4 separate regions of the Homo sapiens genome follow, and all the other regions are linked to region 1. The links are chromatin contacts, found by Hi-C or POLR2A ChIA-PET in ENCODE. All regions are on one chromosome and are shown on one strand. Each heading gives the region's core, a stretch centred on a gene start or an enhancer-like site at or near the end of the contact. The rest is flanking DNA. Distances are from core to core; before and after follow the strand shown. Region 1 has its middle 19 kb from the start of CCR7. Region 2 holds the start of KRT10-AS1 (KRT10 antisense RNA 1). Region 3 holds the start of GJD3-AS1 (GJD3 antisense RNA 1). Region 4 has its middle 24 kb from the start of KRT24.

Region 1 (5,748 bases), core at 1-2,500:
GGCTTGAAGGCCCATCAACCTAGTCCTGGGCCTTGAGGAGCTTGACAAGCAATGGAAAATAGCATGGGCATCCACATCTCCAAGCACATCCTTATACCTCATCTCATTTAGCCCTCGGGCTGCCCTGTGTGGCAGGTTTCCATTCTATGATTGAGGAAGCTGAGACTTGAAAGGAAAGTGACTTGATATTTGACTCTAAGCTAAGGGGCTTTTCCCACTATGCCAGGCTGCCTTTACTGATGTTGGGCATGGTCGGAAGAGCTCAGACCACGGCTGCCCCCTCTCTTCCTGGGAAAGACACCCTCAGACAGGTCTTTACATCCCATCCTGTTTTACGAAGGTTTCTGAGAATGAGCAGGGAGAAGGACCTACAAGTAACCTTTATAGTCATTCAGTCCAACCACCTCACTGATGACTTGGTTACCCAGAGGATAAAGAAAAGCTTAGCTTACCAGAAACTCCAGCCCCTGTTATTATGAAAAAGAACAGGACAAGTCTTGAGACCCCTAGAGGAGGCCTCTGATCTGGAGAGAATCGACAGAGGAGCCAGACCCAGAGTCCCCTGGAGGGAGCCAGGTCTGCAGAAGCTCAGAAACTCAGTCCTGCCTTTCTTGCATATGGAGTCCATGGTCATAGTAGCAGTGTCCTGGCTCTACCCAGAGTGTCCAATGGCTTCCTGTCCCTCTGGACTTGTCATTTAGTGGGCAAAGTCCAAGATCACACCTCTCACTCCTGCCCCCACCTCTTGCCCCTGTTTTATCTCACTTGGGAATAATCTGTTCCCATGTGAAGCCAACGAAAATGAGCCTCCACCAGTGTGGGGTAACCCAACAGGCAGATTTGGTATGGACACAGGGCCCCAGCCAGATGAAGACATCCCAAAGTTGAGAAGAGTTCAGTAATCAGAAAATCTAAAAAGATGCTCTTTTAATTTCAGCACACATGTACATTTTGTGTTGTCTGGTGAGTATTAGGAATTATATTTGGAGAGAGACTGCAATCTTTATAGGGTTCAGGGCCTTTTAAGGTCTTACTCGGACCTTGGACAACCAAGAGGGAAAGGGCCAACAGGTGTGAGGAAAATAAGTTGTGAGGCTGCAGGGAGGAAGAGGATGGCTCACCAGGATGAAGAAAAGGGAAGGAGAGGAGCTCTCAGTGGTGCAATTGGTTAGCGTGTGGCACTTACATGAAAAGGGAAGGAGGGCTTGGCACAGGCTAGCGGGAAGCCTCAGGTCACCCTGACACCTGTTGCCATGGCCCGGCGGCGGTTTCCTGACTTGTCAGGACGTGTGCACAGAGAGAACAATGGGTTTGCCTTGACAGGAAGATGCTTCCTGTTTTGCTGCATGGGTTCATTGTTGGGCATTAAGAGGGAGGGGTCTATGTGTCTGTGTTTTTCGTGTTGCCAAAAGCTCTCTGAGGGGAGAAGTGGGGGTGAGTGAGGACGGGGGTCTGAGGAAAGGTGAAAGGGAAAGGAAGGGAGCAGTTATTCTTCCAGAATTGCTCAGCCAAACCTCACGCCATTCTAGTTTCAGCCAACCAGAGAGGGTGGGGCTGGCCCTGCTGTCCTACTGTCCCCAAGAGCTCTAAGCCCAGAGCTTTTGTGCATGACTGAGGGCTGCCCAGAATCCCTCCTTTTGTTCCCCAGTGAGACCCGGTGGTGACCTTTATCTTGGCAAGGTGGCAAGGGCGACAGGAAACTTGGACTGAAATAACCTCTGTGGTGAAAGCAGGGGTGGGAAATGTTGAGGCTGGTCTCATGGCGAGTGATAAATTAGACATCCAAGATGCCCACTCCCCACCTCCAGCCTGCCCATTGCTGGGCCAACCCTGCACATTCACAACCGAAATTGTACATTTTTAAAATTTATTTTTTATTCTTTTTAAAAAATTTTCCATACGTTATTGGGGTACAGGTGATATTTGGTTACATGAGTAAGTTATTTAGTGGTGATTTGTGAGATCCTGGTGCACCCATCACCCGAGCAGTATACACTGCACCATATTTGTTGTCTTTTATCCCTTGCCCCTTCCTGCTCTTCTCCCCAAGTCCCCGAAGTCCATTGTATCATTCTTATGCCTTTGCGTCCTCATAGCTTAGCTCCCACATGTCAGTGAGAACATACAATGTTTGGTTTTCCATTCCTGAGTTACTTCACCTAGAATAATAGTCTCCAATCTCATCCAGGTCATTGCAAATGCTGTTAATTCATCTCTTTATGGCTGAGACTAATCAGATGGAATACTATTCCATTATACATATATATACTACAGTTTCTTTATCCACTCGTTGATTGATGGGCATTTGGATTGGTTCCATGATTTTGCAACTGTGAATTGTGCTGCTATAAACATGTGTGTGCAAGTATCTTTTTCGAATAATGACTTCTTTTCCTCTGGGTATACCCAGTAGTGGGATTGCTGGATCAAATGGTAGTTCTACTTTTAGTTCTTTAAGGAATCTCCACACTGTTTTCCTTAGTGGCGTACTAGTTTACATTCCTACCAGCAGTATAGAAGTGTTCCCTGATCACTGCATCTCTGTCAACATCTACTGTTTTTTGATTCTTTGATTATGGCCATTCTTGCAGGAGTAAGGTGGTATCGCATTGTGGTTTTGATTTGAATTTCCCTGATCATTAGTGATGTTGAGCATTTTTTCATGTTTGTTGGCCATTTGTATATCTTCTTTTGAGAATTGTCTATTCATGTCCTTAGCCCACTTTTTGATGGGATTGTTTGTTTTTTTCTTACTGATTTGAGTTTGTTGTAGATTCTGGATATTAGTCCTTTGTCAGATGTATAGATTGTGAAGATTTTCTCCCACTCTGTGGGTTACCTGTTTACTCTGCTGACTGTTCCTTTTGCCATGCAAAAGCTCTTTAGTTTAATTAGGTCCCAGCTATTTATCTTTGTTTTTATTGCAATTGCTTTTGGGGTTTTGGTCATGAAATCCTTGCCTAAGCCAATGTCTAAAATAGTTTTTCCAATGTTATCTTCTAGGACTTTTACAGTTTCAGGTCTTAGGTTTAAGTCCTTAATCCATCTTGAGTTGATTTTTGTATAAGGTGAGAGATGAGGATCCAATTTCATTCTCCTACATGTGGCTAGCCAATTATCCCAGCACCATTTGTTGAAAAGGGTGTCCTTTCCCCACTTTATGTTTTTGTTTGCTTTGTTGAAGACCAGTTGGCTGTAAGTATTTGGGTTTATTTCTGGGTTCTCTATTCTGTTCCATTGGTCTATGTGCCTATTTTTATACCAGTACCATGCTGTTTTGGTGACTATGGCCTTATAATATAGTTTGAAATCAGGTAGTGTGATGCCTCCAGATTTGTTCTTTTTGCTTAGCCTTGCTTTGGCTATGTGGGCTCTTTTTTGGTTCCATATGAATTTTAGAATTGTTTTTTCTAACTCTGTGAAGAATGGTGGCAGTATTTTGATGGGGATTACATTGAATTTGTAGATTGCTTTTGGCAGTGTGGTCATTTTCACAATATTGAGTCTACCTATCCATGAGCATGGCATGTGTTTCCATTTGTTTGTGTTGTCTGATTTCTTTCAGTAGTGTTTTGTAGTTTTCCTCGTAGAGGTCTTTTGACTCCTTTGTTAGGTTATTCCTAAGTATTTTATTTTTCTTGGAGCTATTGTAAAGCTATTTATTTTTCTTGGAGCTATTCTTGAGTTCTTGATTTGATCTCTGCTTGGTCATTGTTGGTGTATAGAAGAGCTACTAATTTGTGTATATTAATCTTATAATTGGAAACTTTGCTGAATTCTTTTATCAGTTCTGGAGGAGTCCTTAGGGTTTTCAAGGTAAACTATCATATCATCAGCAAACAGGGACAGTTTGACTTCCTCTTTGCTGATTTGGATGCCCTTTATTTCTTTCTCTTGTCTGATTGCTTTGGCTAGGACTTCCAGTACTATGTTGAAGAGGAGTGGTGACAGTGGGCGTCCTTATCTTGTTCCTGTTCTCAGAGGGAATGCTTTCAACTTTTCCCCATTCAGCATTATGTTGGCTGTGTGTTTGTCATAGATGGTTTTTATTACATTAAGGTATGTCCCTTGTGTGCTGATTTTGCTGAGGGTTTTAATCATAAAGCGATGCTGGATTTTGTCAAATGCTTTTTCTACATCTATTGAGATGATCATGTGATTTTTGTTTTAAATTCTGTTTATGTGGTGTACCACATTTATTGACTTGCATATGTTAAACCATCCCTGCATCCCTTGTATGAAACCCACTTGATCATGGTGGATTATCTTTTTGATAGGTTGTTGGATTCGGTTAGCTAATATTTTGTTAAGGATTTTAGCATCTGTGTTCATCAAGAATATTGGTCTTAGTTTTCTTTTGTGGTTGTGTCCTCTACTGGTTTTGGTATTAGGGTGAGGCTGGCTTCATAGAATGAATTAGAGAGGGTTCCTTCTTTCTCTATCTTGTGGAATAGTGTCAAGAGGATTGGTACCAATTCCTCTTTGAATGTCTGGTAGAATTCTGCTGTGAATCCATCTGGTCCTGGACTATTTTTTGTTGGTAATTTTTATTTATTTATTTATTTTTGAGACAGAGTCTCCCTATGTTGCCCAGGCTGGAGTGCAGTGGCATGATCTCAGCTCACTGCAAGCTCTGCCTCCTGGGTTCACGCCATTCTCCTGCCTCAGCCTCTCCGAGTAGCTGGGACTACAGGTGCCTGCCACCACGCCCAGCTAATTTTTTGTATTTTTAGTAGAGACAGGGTTTCACTGTGGTCTCGATCTCCTGACTTCATGATCTGCCCGCCTTGGCCTCCGAAAGTGCTGGGATTACAGGCATGAGCCATCACGCCTGGCCTTTGTCAGTAATTTTTAAAGTAACATTTCAATCTTGCTGCTTGTTATTGGTCTGTTCAGGGTGTCTAATTCTTCCTGATTTAAGCTAGGAAGGTTGTATTTTTCCAGGAATTTATCCATCTCTTCTAGATTTTCTAGTTTCTGTGCATAAAGGCATTTACAGTAGCCTTGAATGATCTTTTGTATTTCAGGGTGTCAGTTGTAATATCTCCTGTTTTGTTTCTCAGTGAGGTTATTTGGATTTTCTCTCTTCTTTTCTTGGTTAATCTTGCCATGGTCTATCAATTTTATTTATCTTTTCAAAGAACTAGGTTCTTGTTTCATTTATTTTTGTATTCTTTTGTTTCAATTTCATTTAGTTCTGGTCTGATCTTGGTTTTTTCCTTTCTTCTGCTGGGTTGGGGTTTGGTTTGTTCTTGTTTCTCTAGTTCCTTGAGGCATGACCTTAGATTGTCTGTTTGTGCTCTTTCAGACTTTTTGATGTAGGCGTTTGGGGCCATGAACTTTCCTCTTAGCACCGCCTTAGCCATATCCCAGAGGTTTTGATAGGTTGTATCATTATTGTCACTCAGTTCGAGGAATTTTTAAATTTCCATCTTGATTTCATTTTTCATGCAATGCTTATTCAGGAGCAGGTTATTTAATTTCCATGTATTTGCATAGTTTTGAAGGTTCCTTTTGGAGTTGACTTCCGGTTTTATTGCATTATGGTCTGAGACAGTGCTTGATACAATTTAAATTTTCTTAAATTTATTGAGGCTCATTTTATGACCTATCTTATGGTCTATCTTGGAGAAAGTTCCATGAGCTATTGAATAGAATGTGTGTTCTGTGGTTGTTGGATGAAGCATTCTGTATATATCTGTTAAGTCCATTTGTTCTAGGATATAGTTTAAATCCATTGTTTCTTTG
Region 2 (3,348 bases), core at 243-2,742, 240 kb after region 1:
ATTTTGTTGGGGGTGATATGATTTTACTTGGGTGGTGTCAGAAGATATGTCAAGCTATATAACAATTGGGAAGAAGTAATATAGTAACTGGAAGAAAGTAAGAAAAGGCAAAGGTGAGAAGTCAGGTAATTAGAAAATATAAAATTTCCAATTATTATTATTTTGGGGGTTTTATTTGAGATATTCCAGAATTTCCAGGATTGAAATAATTTAAAGCCAGAGAGCTGGGAGCCTTCCACATATTGTGTATCTTAAAGAGTAATATTGGGGATTTACAGACTTTACTCAGTGAATTTACTGACGGTGGTCTGAACATACATGATTAAAAAACTTAGAAAAGGCATGACAATAGTTCTGTCTTCCGAATTTCTGGATACATCAACCTTCAACTGCTATGGGTTACTAATCTTTAATTTTAAAGAGTATTATGTACTTAAGTAAAGATAAATTCTGACAAATTGGGATAGTTTGCATCAGTAAGAAAGTTTATTGAAATTCATTAGTAAATGAGAACAGAAAGTTGTTTTTCTTTCCATTAAAGAACACTTTCTGGTAAAGTGAAAAGAAGAAATACAGAAACCACAAAACACCTTGTAGACACCTTATTTTCAAGGTCTATTTCCATAGACCATCAAGACAGAAGTGTTTTCTTGGAGACTTTGTTTTCCATGCATCTGTAAATAATGGTCTGTGTGAAGGGAGACTCTTTCCTCTTGATGCAGTTTAATAGTAGTGTTTCTTGGTTTCTGATTCAACCATAGATGAAAGAACTCTACCGTCGGGCGCCACCTCTTCAATAATTGTCTTGATTACTCTGGTTTTGTTAGTATCTGTGTGAATGATGGAAAAAAAATTTTAAACAGTCTGTAGGGATCCTTAGTAATTAACAAGCAAATATTGTAAAAAGAAGGAAATTTCAACTTTACATTGTTAAGCCCAAAAAAATGCTTAAGGTATGACATTTTGATCATGCCATTTTTCACGGCTGGTGTTAAGAGTAGTTTGTGAACAAATGCAAACGGAACCGTCTCTAAGATTTTTAATTTTTTAAAACAACTCTAGAGCTTAAAGCGCAAAAAAACCATCACAGGAAGTTAAAACTAATTCTGATTACCCCAGCTAGTTTCTGCTGACCTTGGTCCCTTAGATGAAGACTCGCCCACGGACCCGGAAGAGGAGGACTTGTGGCCTCCGCTGGAGCTGCCGCCGCCGTATCCGCCGCCGGAGCTGCTGCCGCCGCCGGAGCTGCCGCCCCCGTAGCCGCCGCCGCCGCCGCCGGAACTGCCACCACCGTAGCCGCCGCTGGAACTGCCGCCGTGGCCGCCGCTGGAGCTTCCGCCCCCGTAGCCGCCGCCGGAGCTTCCGCCGCCGGAGCTTCCGCCTCCGTAGCCGCCGCCGGAACTGCCGCCGTGGCCGCCGCCGTGGCCGCCGCCGGAGCTTCCGCCGCCGGAGCTTCCGCCGCCGTAGCCGCCGCCGAAACTTCCGCCGCCGCGTCCGCCGCCTCCGGAACTAAACGGGGTGAGGTCACATTCGGTTATCTCTAACGTTGGAAAACGGTGGGTAGCTTTCCAGTTGCCGTTAATTTAGAAAATAAGCAAAACGTGTTGAAAAAATAAAACCCTGCCAGGTATATATTTTAAAACCCATCCTTTGAAAACAATGTTAAGTTCACAGAACTCTTAAGAATCATTTTGGGCCAAATTCATGAGAAAGTGAGATTGCGGTTGCGTACTCCTTTTTCTGTACTCTACCCTCTCTCCTCCCTTCCTCTCATTCTCTGGCATCTTCTTGGGGTTTAGATAAGCCTTGCTATCTGGAATATTGAATAAAAGAAACTGGGATAACTTTTCATTTTAAAATTTACCTTCCCTCTCCTTCTAGCAGGCTGCGGTAGGTTTGAATTTCATTCTCCAGTCGGATCTTAATATCCAGGAGTTGTTGGTATTCAGTATTCTGGCACTCGGTTTCAGCTCGAATCTGTTGCAACTGTTCTTCCAGAGCGGATATCTGGGCCTGAATCTGTGAGAGCTGCACACAGTAGCGACCTTCTGTTTCTGCCAAGGAGGCTTCCAGGGATTGTTTCTGAAACGGATTTTTTTGTGGCTTAGTGACTTCCTTGTTCAGTTGAGTATGGTGACGCTTATTTGATTATTTAGTAAGGCATTATATAGAAGAATAAGAAAATGAACAGAATTTGTTGTATGTTTAATGGCACCATTTCAGTTTCAGCACTTTTAGATCAACACTAGTAGTACTTTTCCTCCATTAACATGAGCTTCACTTTGTTTTCTCTTTCTTACCTCCAACTCTGCATTTTTTTGTTGCATTGCATATTCTTAGGTGAGCATGAAACTTTGTATGATAAAGTTGAAGTCATTTCATGAGAGTTAACATACCAAGGCCAGTTGGGACTGTAGTTCTATCTCCAGAGCTTGTACATTACGTCTCAATTCAGTAATCTCAGATTTATAGCTGGATATCTGTTCAATGTTATTATCAATTTCTGTAGTCAGTTCCTTGCTCTAGAGTATTAAAAACAAGGAAAAGGGTGAGGAAATTCTGAAATGATAAAACCTCCATGAGTTTCACTATAAGGAAGATTACTTTACCTTTTCATTGAACCAGGCTTCAGCATCTTTGCGGTTTTGTTCAGCAAGTTGTTCATATTGGCTTCTCATGTTATTCAGAAGTTGAGTCAGATCAACACCCGGGGCAGCATTCATTTCCACATTCACATCACCAGTGGACACATTTCGAAGGTCTTTCATTTCCTGTTTGAGGAACAGAAAGATTTATTGGCTACACGAGGACCATAATGAACTCTCTTTTGGCTGGGAAAAGTATAACTTTTGTGTCACCTCCTCGTGGTTCTTCTTCAGATAGGCCAGCTCTTCAGTCAGGCTCTCAATTTGCATCTCCAGGTCAGCCTTGGTCAGGGTCAGCTCATCCAGCACCCTACGCAGGCCGTTGATGTCAGCCTCCACGCTCTGGCGCAGAGCTACCTCATTCTCATACCTGAAACAAGCATGATATCAATACTGGTTATAACTTATATAGGGGAGATGTATCTGGGCAGAGACTATTTAAAAAGCAGCTACATAGTTGATCTCATGTAATGGCAATATTTGTCATGTACAGTTCTCTTAGAAGTAATAGTGGTTTAATGGAAAAAACCTTAGCAGTTACTTTAAAATGCATTTTCTTCCTTTAATATTGCCAAAAAGGTAACACTGACATGGAAAATTTCTCAGATAACTCCAATACTATTTAACTTTGGGTGAATTCAGAAAAATGTAAATGTTATTGAGGGCATCCCAAGTCATTGTTAAAAACCACTGATGTATTCGT
Region 3 (5,748 bases), core at 1,849-4,348, 220 kb before region 1:
GGAGACCCTGTCTCAAAGAATAAAAATAAAAACAAAAAAGTTGTGCCAAGCAGGTTTTTATTTCAAGAGGATATCTTGACGTCCATAGCCCTTGCCCACTAAATGCCAATGGGGTCCCCCATCATTGTGAAAACAAAGCAGTGGCCCCCACATTTACAAAATGCCCCTTGGGGTAGTGCCTTTGCTGTTTGGAACCTCTAGTCTTGGGGTTGTCCTCAGTGGTCCACAGTTCACTGCTGTCGAGCAGAGTTGCTCAGCTTCAGCACCAATGTGAAGATCTGAGCCAGGTTGTGGGGGCTGTCCTGTGCATTGCAGGATGCTAAGCAACATCTCCAACCTTCCGCCCATGAAACCCTAGTGGTGCTTCTCTCCCACCCCAGCTGTAACAACCAAATATGTCTCCAGACACTGCTAAACGCCCCCCTGGGGGGCAAAATCACCCCCATGTGAGATCCACTGCTGTGGAGTGTGGTCCTCCAGGGCTGATGTGCTTTGCACTGAGCCAGGGCCCATCCTCCGCAGAGAGACTGAGCCAGAGGAAGGTGACCGGGATGCCACCTGGGCAGAGCTGCAACAGGCTTGACAGGCCTACGGGAGTGCAGGGCAGAGGCACTGAATCACGCTTGGGGCAGGGCTCAGAAGCCTTCCTGGAAGAGGTGGCCTCTCTCAGCTAAATCTCTTTTTAATTTAGTTTTATTTATTTTGAGACGGAGTCTCCCGCTGTAGCCGAGGCTCATTGCTAAATCTCTAGAGGAAAGAATTGGCTAGGTGGGTGCAGATTTGGAAGACTTAGTATGAAAAAAAGAATGTAAACTATCTCCTTAATACTTTTTAATATCAATGAGGCATTAAGATGAAAATACTTTGGGTGTGCTAGGTTAAATAAAATACGTGACTAAAATTAATTTCATTTGTTTCCTTTTACTTTTTTAATGTGGCTAATGAAAAACTTGAAACTACATACATGGCTCATATGCTATTTCCATCGGATGATGCTGATCTTGAACATCTTCTGACACACAGTAGGTACCCTACAAATATTTGTTGAATGAATACATCTGGAAAACAGCGGCACAGCCCCATCTGGGTTTGTGTGGAGGGGTCTGGGTTGTGGACACAGAACTGTCATCAGAGAGATGGTGCCCACCATAGCATGGATAGTGTTCGGGCATGGCAGTGGTGTAGGCCTGGGGACACCTTCAGTTTCTCATCCAACACATATTTACTGAGCACATACTACGTGCCATGGAAGGGGAGAGAGCAATGCCATCCTGCAGGAGAAGTGCTTTCCCTACGGAAGCGAGGGGCATCCAGCTCTGTCTTGGGGTGGGGGCTACCAGGGGAGCCCTCTCCTTGAAGGTGTCTGTTTTCTTCCCAAGTGACAACAATAGGTGGGTGGGCATTAGCTAGGGGAGGAGAAGGCTGCAGGAAGCAGCGGCTACTCTGGGCAAAGGAACAGCACGTTCAAACGCTTGGCAGCAAGCAGGTCTGGTGCTTGTTAGAAGAGAAAATTCCCTATGGTTCTGAGCACACCTGGAAGCCGGTGCTGTGGAGTCGAAGGCCTGACAGGGGCAGGGCTTCAGAAGGAAGCTTTGTGAAGGCGCTTGACTCACCCTGAGGGCAGGGGTGCTGCCCTCAGTCCCGGGTTTAAGTGGGGGGCGCTATTCAGAAACACCTCCCACTGCTGTGTGGGGCACAGGAGAGCTGAGAAAGACGCCAGGAACTCAGAAGGACAGGGTGGGGTGATGGCGGGGAACGCACAGCCTGGTAGGCAGGATGCGGTGAGGCCCGCAAGGTGCAGTCCGATGACGGCCCCTGGATTTCTCGCTTAGGTCCTGGGTGATCTTATGGAGAGCAGCCCACTGGCTGGTGAAGGGGGAGGGCAGACGGGAGGGGAGACACAGGAGGGGGATGCGCTGCATAGGCAGCAGCTCTTCGAATGCCCGCAAGTAGGAAGAAGGGGGTGGTTGGAAGGGAAGGCAGGGCCGGGAGCGCGTGTGTTTTGGGAGCTTTCTCCTGAGGACAGAAGGGACTTTCCCGTTTATAGCCTGGGGGAGCAGTAGCGGCGGGGAGGATGAAGATGGAGGAGGGAGGCATAACACACGTCTGGGTTGCCCTCTGGCCCGCCGCCCACCCCCACCCCACCTCCATGAAAGCGCCCAGCCCCCGCCTCGCCACAAGGGGTACTGTGAGGATGTTGCTCATAGGCTCCCGAGGATTGAGGCCTGCCCGGGGAAAGGGAGCCTCTCCTCCTCTTCCCTCCCTGGGCGGGGTCTCTTGGGAGGGGGGGACAGACCTCCTGTGATGCCCTGGCAGGTGGGCTGGGTTAGGGTGGTAGGGAGGGAGCCATTGTGGCTGCAGCTGGCATCGGATCCTGGCCACCCCCGCAGTGCATATCAGAGATCACACACACACGCGTGCACACACAGAGGTCACGCCGGATGTACACATGCACACATAGCGCACAAGGATGTTTCTGTGTACAGGTGTGCACACGCAGCCCACACAGAATGGACATGTGCGTGTGTGCACAATGCACTCACACAAAGCTCACAGGGATGTGAGTACACAGCTCTCAAGGGGCATATGTTTCTGTGTGCATGTGCACACAGCTCACCCGGGAGGGTTACGTGTGTCTGTGTGCACAAGTGGGCCTCACGCAGGGTGTACACATGCGCGCACATGCACAGCGCTCACACAGGGTGTACAGGTGCGCGTGCACACAGCTCACAGTGCTTATGTGTCCGTGTATGCACACTCGCAGAGAGCCCACAGGGGGACCACTCTCTCTCTGAACACAGAGAGTGCCTGAGAATGCTGGCATCACAGTTGTTTTTGTCCCCAGTAAAACAACCACTCTCCACCTTCCGCTCTGTTCTCCCCCTCGGGTCCACTCTCTCTCAGGGTCCTGGTCTCCTTCCTTTCCACCTGGGTGGTGGCATCCAGGACCTGCCTGAGTTCATTCTCCGCCCCCAGCCCGGCCTGCCCCAGGTGCCGCCGGCAGCCACTGGGAGGCAGTACGAGGCAAGTGCGATGCCGCCCGCGGGCCGTCCCCACAACGCGTCTCCTGCCGGGGCAGGTCCCGCGACAGCTCTGGTGGAAGCAGCTTCCGGCTTCTGCGGTGCGGGCGGAGGTGGCGGGGTCCGGCCCTCGCCGTCCAGTCCGCGCGAGGCGGTGCCCGCCCCTAGATGGCCAGATCTCGGCGGCCGGTGGCCGGTGACGCCTTGCCGCGGCCGCTGCCGCACTCGCGGAGGCTGGCCGGCGCCGGGTGCGCATAGGCCGGCGGGGCGCACGGCTCGGGGCCGGGGCGCCGGGAGGGCAGGGCCGGTGGCGGAGGTGGCGGCGGCGGCGGCGGGAGCAGCTTCTGCGCCTCTTCGTGTGCACGGTTGCAGCGGTTGTCACGCTCCCCGGCGCGCGGGCGGCCCTTCCAGAGCAGGTGGCCCAGCTCGGCTACGCTGAGCAGCGCCGACAGCAGCCCCACCGCGAAATAGAAGAGCACGAAGACGGTCTTCTCGGTGGGCCGGCTCACGAAGCAGTCGACCGTGTGCGGGCAGGGCGGACCGGCGCACGCGAAGTGCGGGGCCACGCGGAAGCCGTAGAGCAGCGCCTGGCCGCCCAGGAAGGTCAGCTCGGCCAGCAGGCGCAGCGCCACGCTCAGCAGGTAGCAGCGGCGCGCGCGGCGGGCGCGCAGGGCGCACGGCGCGCACTGGGCCTCGGGCAGTCCGGGGGCGCACTGCGCCGCCGCCTCAGCGCCGCCCGCCTCCTTGCCTGCCCGGTGCATGGAGTAGACGACGAACAGCACCGGGGGCGCCGAGAGCAGCAGGATGTGGAAGAGCCAGAAGCGGTAGTGGGAGACCGGGAAGGCGCGGTCGTAGCAGGTCTGGCGACAGCCCGGCTGCAGCGTGTTGCACACGAACTCCTCTTGCTCGTCCTCGAACACGGCGCCGCCCACCGTGGCCAGCACCAGGATGCGGAAGATCAGCATGACCACCAGCCAGAGGCGGCCCACGAGCGGCGACTGCAGCTGCACGGCGTCCAGCAGCGAGCCCAGGAACGCCCACTCCCCCATGGCGCTGGGGACGCGGGGCGGGGAGTCAGGGGATGGGGCAAGTCAGGGACCCCTGCCCCTTCCAAGCCTATCGGGGTGGGGTCCGTTGGACCTTCTCTGACTTCAGGGTGAGTCGTGAGGTAGGAGAGGCCCGGGTTTAGCGATGAGACCAGTATGAAACGGAGGGCCACGGGAGGGCCCGAGGGGAGCAGGCGACGCTCAGCTATGGGTTACCTTCTCTTTGGGACCGATGGGTGCTGGGGAGGATCCCCCATTTGCATTTTAGCCGCACCCCCTGAGCCGTCTCCGTTCGACCCTGGGATCCTCCAGATCCCAGATTCTTAGGAAGGACCTTGGAGATCAGCTGGACCAGCCCCTGACTTGCCTGGTTTCGGAAGCGGAAACCCAGCGGTGCCCTTAGCTGTCAAGGATGCTGTGGGAAGAGTGGAGCCTCGAACCCGAGACGCTAGACCCAATTTGGTGCCCATGGGAGGAGTGGGAGTGGCAGAGGCAGCGAGACCACTCCTTTCTTGGCCCACCATTTCTCTCACCATTTTTACTGCAGTGAACTCCTCTCAGGGTGGGGGGCTGGTACAGAGGCAACTCCGCTTTCATAACTCTCACAGGGTCCTTTGTCGGAGGTGTCCCTGCCCTCCTACCCCAGCGTGGTGGGAGTGCGACGCCAGGCTTCTCCCTCCTCCCTGGCCTCCTGTGCCTCCAGCCTCCACATCTCCTGAGATCCTCCCCACCCCACACTTACACAGGTCCCCACACGCCCCTGGTGCCCCTAAACCGCCACCCAACCCCACTCACCCTGGGGCCGGGACTGGGGTGTCAGAGCTGAGCCAGGGACCTTGGGAGGTGGCTGGGACCGGCGCCTCCTGCTCCCTCTTTCATTTTCCCTTTCGGATTTGGCCAGGATGGAGGACAGGACAGGATGGCTGAGAGGGGCTAGCGCTCCCCCTTCTCTTAAAGGAACAGGGTGACCCTGCTGGCTGGCTCCGCCCTTGGGAACAGGCACGGACCACGCCCCTTGCTGGGCTCTGTGGCCCTCACTCTTTAGCTAAATTTCCATCTGGAAATGGGGGAGGGGGGTAACCAGAGCCACATCCTTTATCGAGGAAGCTGGGGGATTCCTAGAAGCCCTTCCCAGACAGACCCTCAGTCTGGAGCCTAGATCCACTACGCACTAACCATGCCCTGTGAAGATGGTCTTCGGGGACAGAGGGAGGTTTGGTGCTGGAGTTTAAGGGGCAGCAAACATCTAACAGCTTCTGGTTCCAGCTCTGCCACCGCTCACCTTGGACAAATCATTCGGCGGTACTGAGCCAGGCTTTCCTGCCTTGTCAACAAAGGCGGCCAGTCCAGCTGACCCCCAAGTTTCCTTCCAGCTTTACATCTTTTTTGGAACGGGGTCTCTCTACATAGCCCAGGTCGATCTTGAACTCCTGGCTTCAAGTGATCCTCACACCTTAGCCTCCTGAGTAGCTGGGATTCTCTACTTCTTAATATTGAATTCCCAACCATATTACAGAGAACCAAAAAAACCCTTGTGCCTGCAAAAAAAAAAAAAAAAAAAAAAATCCCATATGGAAAACCATTAAAATATCCCAAGTGCCTGGCTTTGATAGTTAAATAAAATCTTTGGTTTCCTTCCCACTTTTCTGTTATTTCCAGCTTTACTATAATGAACATGTTAT
Region 4 (5,748 bases), core at 1,912-4,411, 150 kb after region 1:
AGGCTTCACTAACACTTGATATATCATCAGGAGCCACTGGACCCAATTTAATTTTTGACTGTCTTTTTAAAGCAGTTCTAACTATTTGTAAAGACTGATATTTTGTGACTTATAGTCTTATTAGTCTTCCAAAGAACAAAGAGAAAATTTACTTATTTTTTAAAAAATAGAATAAAGTTTATTATCTTATAATTGCCATAAGGATTCCCTGGATCCTTTCATAAATCTAAGACACATTTATGGGACCTTAATGGTTTCATTTTTTTCTATATCTTGAAACATTTTGCTATTTCATTATCCTAAAAGTTATTTCATCTTCACTCATCAGTTATTCCTAACTATACTAAAAAAGGCTAAAATAAGAAAATGAAAGAATGATGGAATTGCCTGGAAGGATGATACAACAATGAAATAAATCATCATTATTCCATCATCAGTTTTCTCAATACACTGCCCAAAGTATTATTTCACTTTTCAAGAAGGTATAAGAGAAGTATGGTGATACCAGCTTTGAGTCTCTCTTTTTTTAAATTATAACTGAACAATATTGAAAATTTAGTTTTAGAATTTCTGCCCGTAATGGCAAAGAGAAGAAAATTGAGGAATATGTTTGACGATTTTTAGAAAAATCAGAAAATGACGCATAGGAGAGATAGCAACACTTTAGACTCTAAAGAGAATGGTGAAGTTGATTGCTTAAGCAGATCTTGGACTATGAATGTCCAGATGATGATATTCTAGAATAATTTTCTCTATATCAAGATTTAAAGGGTAATTTATTTATGGTTTGGCTGTGTCCCCACCCAAATCTCATCTTGAATTGTGGCTCCAATAATCCCCACATGTCATGGGAGGTACCTGGTGGGAGGTAATTGAATCATGGGGGCAGTTTTTCCCCTTGCTGTTCTTGTGATAGTGAATAAATCTCACGAGATCTGAGGGTTTTATAAGGTGCAGTTCCCTGCACACTCTCCCTTGCCTGCCGCCACGTAAGATGTGCCTTTGCTCCTCCTTCACCTTCTACCATGATTGTGAGGCTTCCCTAGCCATGTGGAACTGTGAGTCCATTAAACCTCTTTTTAAAAATAAATTACCCAGTCTCTTGTATGTCTTTACTAGCTTGAGAACAGACTAATACATCATCTATACTCATTCGACAGAAATAATTTCATCATACAATATTTTGCCACAAGCTCCTGGGCCATTCCATTTTGCTGAAAGAAGGTGGACAGTATTCTTTCATCTTTTATGATGTTTGTTCCAAAATTTATGCGATATGATTTGCAAGTGCACAGGTGTTAAAGGCAGGTGTGTATACAAAGGTTGATTGGGAGGAAATAGGTAATGTAGAAATAAAAAACATTAGATTGATTATACAATTGATATTTATAAATGAAAATGTTTTGCAATTATGGAGCAAAGAGGGTGGCTCCTCTCTTAAAAAATCTTGTGAGCTATTAAAGTTCCCAAACTTATTGCATTTTGTAGCTGCAAGTGCAAGAGTTGAAAGTAATGATGAACTAGAACCTATTACAGATGCATTTGAAATCTGGAATCCATAAATACAGAATGGGTATGTTCCAGGGGCATGCATGACATGCATTCAAAGATGTTGCCCATTTTAGGTATATATACTTCCAAACCACAAAATTATAGAATAAAAATTTGGGTTTTCTATGTTTTAGTTTATATTAACATTTTAAATAAATTAGTTTTGTGCTATCTTTTATATCTTCTGTATATTATTTGTAAAAGTCACTTGAAATTATAAAAAAATAAAATGGGCCTATCTGATGCAGTTGATAAATGGTGATGACTTATTTTTGGGGCATGCTAGGGGCCAATGGGCAATCTTTGTTCCAGAACTCTCACGGGGCTGACAGAGACTTTGGTCTGCATCAGTCTGCTAACTATCCTGCAAAAGACTAAAACCCTCCCTGGTCTTGCTTTCTCCCTTTTCCTTTCATAAGTATTACTCCTTAGGATAACTTTTGATCCTCAAACTCAGTCTCAGCATCTACTCACTGAGAGTCAACCTGCAACAAAACTTAAAGAAATGAAGTGACTTTCCCAGGGCCAGATATCTGGGAAGTGTTGGAACTGAGATTCCAACTCAGGTCTATGCACTCATATTATTTGCAGAAGTCTGCCTGGATTTAGGGTCAGAACTAGTAGAGTCCTCTAGTGGTAGAACTCTACTAGTTACCAAGAAGCCTTAACTTCATCTAGAAACTTCGATTTCTTGAGCCATAGTTTTTTCACCTGTAAAATTAAGGATAATAGTTCCTGCCCTACACATGGCATAGGATTATCACATCAAATGGAGAGCGCAGAGCACTCTGTAAATTGTAATTCCATATTCAAGCATAAGGTTTGATCATTTTTATTGCTGTTTTCTTGCATTTGTACTGTATTAGTTATTCCATAAGACCATATGTTTCTAAACCGGGAGGTCAGCCTAACTTCATCTATTGAAAGGTCCGTCATAGTCCTCACCATTTTTCTATGTACATTTGGTGTTCCATTTGATGTCTTTTCTAAGGGGCTTATCTTTGAAATTTTTATATATAATTATTTACAAAAAAAGATGTAGACCCTATCTATGGATTCTTTCTGATTTAAGTTTGAGGTTGTATTCAGCTGCTCTCACATACCTTAGCTATTAGGGATTGTAGCTCAGTGTCATGGGTGTGAAGAATACGTTTTTCAGTTTCATGATCTCATATCTTGCTGCTTCAGTGGAGAACTGAGCTGGCCATGACTTACTCTGAGCTATAACATCTTGGCAAAACAGAGCTCTGAAATATACCCCTATTTTATTTATACTTATATATTTGACTAGCTACTCTATTAATTGAATTGTTCTTTAGCTTCTTAATAGTTTTGCTTGACAAAAATGTTGCGTTACGTTTATCAACATTCAAATATTAAGACCGGTCGGCAGCTGGGGCAGCATTCCTTACAGTAATTATATGACTACTAGACTATTCCGCAATCTCATTGCCTAATCAAAAGGAACAGAAAAGATTACATTAAAACAGGAAAAATCTATACTTCTATTTTCTCTGATTTTTTTTTTTTCCTAAAACAAACCCTGAAGAAAATGATTGTTTTGGAGGAGAGGTGGAAAAGCATTGAGGCGTGATTCCCTTCTGTGGTGAGTCACTTTCTTCAGTTTGGTTTCATATTCATTTCCAGGCCAGCAGTTGTGAAAGTTTTCAGGGCATTGCCTGTGTCGTTGACCTCCATTTTGCACTCTACATAAACCCAGTTTTGATGCTGGTGTTTTGGAAAAGTGGTTAAAATTGTTTCAAATAAAAATATTTTCCCAAATGTTTTCTATTAAATTACGTGTATTTTTTTTCCCCCTGATATCAAGTCCAGTAACTTCAGGCAAATTTAGTGAAATTCTCTACCATCTAGAAAGGGATGAAGAACTTAAAGGAAGGCAGATGAATTCCTTCCTTTTTTTTTTTTTTTTTTTTTTTTTGAGACGGAGTCTCTCTCTGTCGCCCAGGCTGGAGTGCAGTGGCGCGATCTCGGCTCACTGCAAGGTCCGTCTCCCAGGTTCACGCCATTCTCCTGCCTCAGCCTCCCGAGTAGCTGGGACTACAGGCGCCCGCCACCACGCCTGGCTAATTTTTTGTATTTTGTTTAGTAGAGACGGGGTTTCACCGTGTTAACCAGGATGGTCTCGATCTCCTGACCTCGTGATCCACCCGCCTCGACCTCCTAAAGTGCTGGGATTACAGGCATGAGCCACCGTGCCCGGCCTCCTTCCTTTTAAAATTCAAAAATCTTAATTTTAAAAAGTCTTAACTCAGAGTAGTGGTTTCTTTAAGATCTCGAATGAGTTAGTGATAGTGCTTGAACAAAGATCCAAGACACCTGCACTTTTATTTGTTTACTGACAAGATGAAGATTATTCTTCCTTACATGGCTTTGTAGATTTTGGTGTTGTATCCAAAGAGGAAATTGTATTAAAATATCTGAAAAAACTGGAACCACATCTTCCTGCTATAAGATACAGATTTTAAAGATTAAAGATGGAAATGTTGATAGCTTCAGAATAATTTATTTTGGACAAGGATACATGTAATGCCCATGTTGCTCATATTGTATATTGTATAACAAGGTAATATGAATATTTCAAACTCACTGTGCTGTTTATGATGAACATAGCAGTTAAAAGTTGGTGCTATTGCTTCATTCATTTACAATTTTTCTATCACTCCATTATTCTGCTTATTTATTATTCTTTTATTATTCAATTTATTATTCTATTCATTTATCAATTATTCTATTTAGCTATTTTATTATTGTTATATATTATACATCTTATATATAATATATAAATAAATATATATAATATATAAATGTAAATTGTATATATATATATTTGAGACAGGGTCTGGCTCTGTTACCCAGGCTAAAGTGTTGGGGAGCGATCTTGGTTTACTGCAACCTCTGCCTCCTGGGCTCAAGAGATCCTCCCCCTTTGTCCTCCCTAGTAGCTGCATGCACCACCACACCTGGCTAATTCTTGTGTTTTTTGTAGAGACGGGGTTTCATCATGTTGCCCAGGCTGGTTATTTATCTTCTATTTTACATTATCAGTAGTAAGTCAACTTTTATCAATTATTTAATATTTATTGAGCATCTTGCAAAAACATTCTGCTAAACCTTGGGAATAAAACTAACAAGTAATAGTCCCTGCTCTTAAAGAATTTCATATATAAGCCTGGTCAATATATCGAGAACTTGTCTCTACAAAAAGAAATTAAAAAGTTAGCTGGGCATAGTAGTGCATACCTGTAGTCCTGGCTACTCAGGAGGCTGAGGCGGGAGGATCACTTGAGTCCAGGAGTTTGAGGTTAGGGTGAGATAGGATTGTGCCACTGCATTCTAGCCTGGGAGACAGAGGCAGGGGGGTGGGGGTGGGGCAGTGGGGAGAAACCCTTCATGTATAATTTTTGTTGTATTTTATATAATCACAGCAAGTCTTCTCTTACATATTCTTCACCATGTTCAGTAAGTGTCCGAAAAATAATTTGCATTTTTTTTTCGCCTGCTGAGAAACAGTAGGGAGATATTATTAATTGTCCAAGTGTTGACCTAGAGGAAGACTCTGGGCTGCAGATGGCTGATTTATCATCTTCCCTTGTTGGCAAATAGCTGCCCTAGTTACAGACCCAGTTTCCATGTTTCTTGGTACCAGAAGCTCACTTTGCCATCCCACTACCTACTTCCAGTCCACCTTCTGCCACAGACTTGCAACCATGTCCTGCTGCCCAGTAGAACCCAGATTCTCTCCCCAGTTTGCTGAAGTTTTGTGCTGCTGCTTTGCTGCTAAAACCAAAACCCCATCTGTCATCTGCTGCTAAAAAGTTGTGCCATCTCCATAAGGTCCAATCACCCAAATTCCTTTCCACCACCAAACCGTCGAGACCAGTGTAGGAGACGCTGTAGGGGAGCACGTCTATGTCTCTGCCATTGACTGCTCCAGTGTTCTAGAGTGTTAACATCATAAGTGGGGCACCTATTCCATCTTAAATTCAACAACGCTATTGAGCACTTCCTCTGTGGTAAGTACTGAGCTGGGAGCCAGGGATAGCACTTTGATAGATCAATAGAATTTCAGCTACATGTGGTTTAAATAGGGTATTGTGGAATTTTATAACTATTTATACCATTGCTTCTGTGGAGAATTACATCAAGTTCTGAAAGGTCAGCATGGCATGGCAGCTA

What was found. A loop is a pair of places that touch in the nucleus more often than their neighbours do. ChIA-PET counts read pairs that join two places held with the same protein, here RNA polymerase II (POLR2A). Pooled maps may share reads with other maps.
Region 2: a loop to region 1 is called in a pooled map, with 3 times the contacts of the local background. The contact joins the promoter of KRT10-AS1 here to the enhancer-like site in region 1. A Hi-C loop is called at or near these places in 5 of 50 pooled maps. POLR2A ChIA-PET finds 5 or more read pairs at or near these places in 2 of 52 experiments (GM12878 and activated naive CD4-positive, alpha-beta T cell).
Region 3: a pooled map shows a loop between it and region 1 (2.7-fold over the local background). The contact joins the promoter of GJD3-AS1 here to the enhancer-like site in region 1. A Hi-C loop is called at or near these places in 5 of 50 pooled maps. POLR2A ChIA-PET finds 5 or more read pairs at or near these places in 3 of 52 experiments (MCF 10A, T-cell and naive thymus-derived CD8-positive, alpha-beta T cell).
Region 4: a pooled map shows a loop between it and region 1 (10-fold over the local background). The contact joins two enhancer-like sites. A Hi-C loop is called at or near these places in 5 of 37 single-sample maps with no recorded cell type and 4 of 50 pooled maps. POLR2A ChIA-PET finds 5 or more read pairs at or near these places in 2 of 52 experiments (H1 and WTC11).

Annotation. Positions count from the first base shown.
Region 1 is chr17:40,581,206-40,586,953 of GRCh38, forward strand. No RefSeq gene overlaps it. Among named protein-coding and RNA genes, the nearest start is that of CCR7, 19 kb to the left of the region's middle. RefSeq lists enhancers at 1,019-1,158, 1,179-1,428 and a silencer at 1,187-1,332. Within about 2 kb of position 1,251, at least 11 of the 41 ENCODE cell types and tissues checked have a DNase peak (open chromatin) inside an H3K27ac peak, as active enhancers do.
Region 2 is chr17:40,817,653-40,821,000 of GRCh38, forward strand. It overlaps KRT10-AS1 (KRT10 antisense RNA 1), which reads left to right and starts at 1,493. Exons shown (of 3, transcript NR_160888.1): 1 at 1,493-1,556. KRT10 (keratin 10) reads right to left here. Exons shown (of 8, transcript NM_000421.5): 3 at 2,859-3,015; 4 at 2,610-2,771; 5 at 2,397-2,522; 6 at 1,865-2,082; 7 at 1,135-1,509; 8 at 465-830. The coding sequence ends at 824. RefSeq lists an enhancer at 2,003-3,202.
Region 3 is chr17:40,359,747-40,365,494 of GRCh38, forward strand. GJD3-AS1 (GJD3 antisense RNA 1) reads left to right here and starts at 3,099. Exons shown (of 1, transcript NR_186704.1): 1 at 3,099-5,689. GJD3 (gap junction protein delta 3) reads right to left here and starts at 4,991. Exons shown (of 1, transcript NM_152219.4): 1 at 906-4,991. The coding sequence starts at 4,069. The coding sequence ends at 3,185. RefSeq lists an enhancer at 2,911-3,205 and silencers at 3,033-3,102, 3,223-3,302, 3,333-3,442.
Region 4 is chr17:40,724,935-40,730,682 of GRCh38, forward strand. No RefSeq gene overlaps it. Among named protein-coding and RNA genes, the nearest start is that of KRT24, 24 kb to the left of the region's middle. Within about 2 kb of position 3,162, at least 2 of the 41 ENCODE cell types and tissues checked have a DNase peak (open chromatin) inside an H3K27ac peak, as active enhancers do.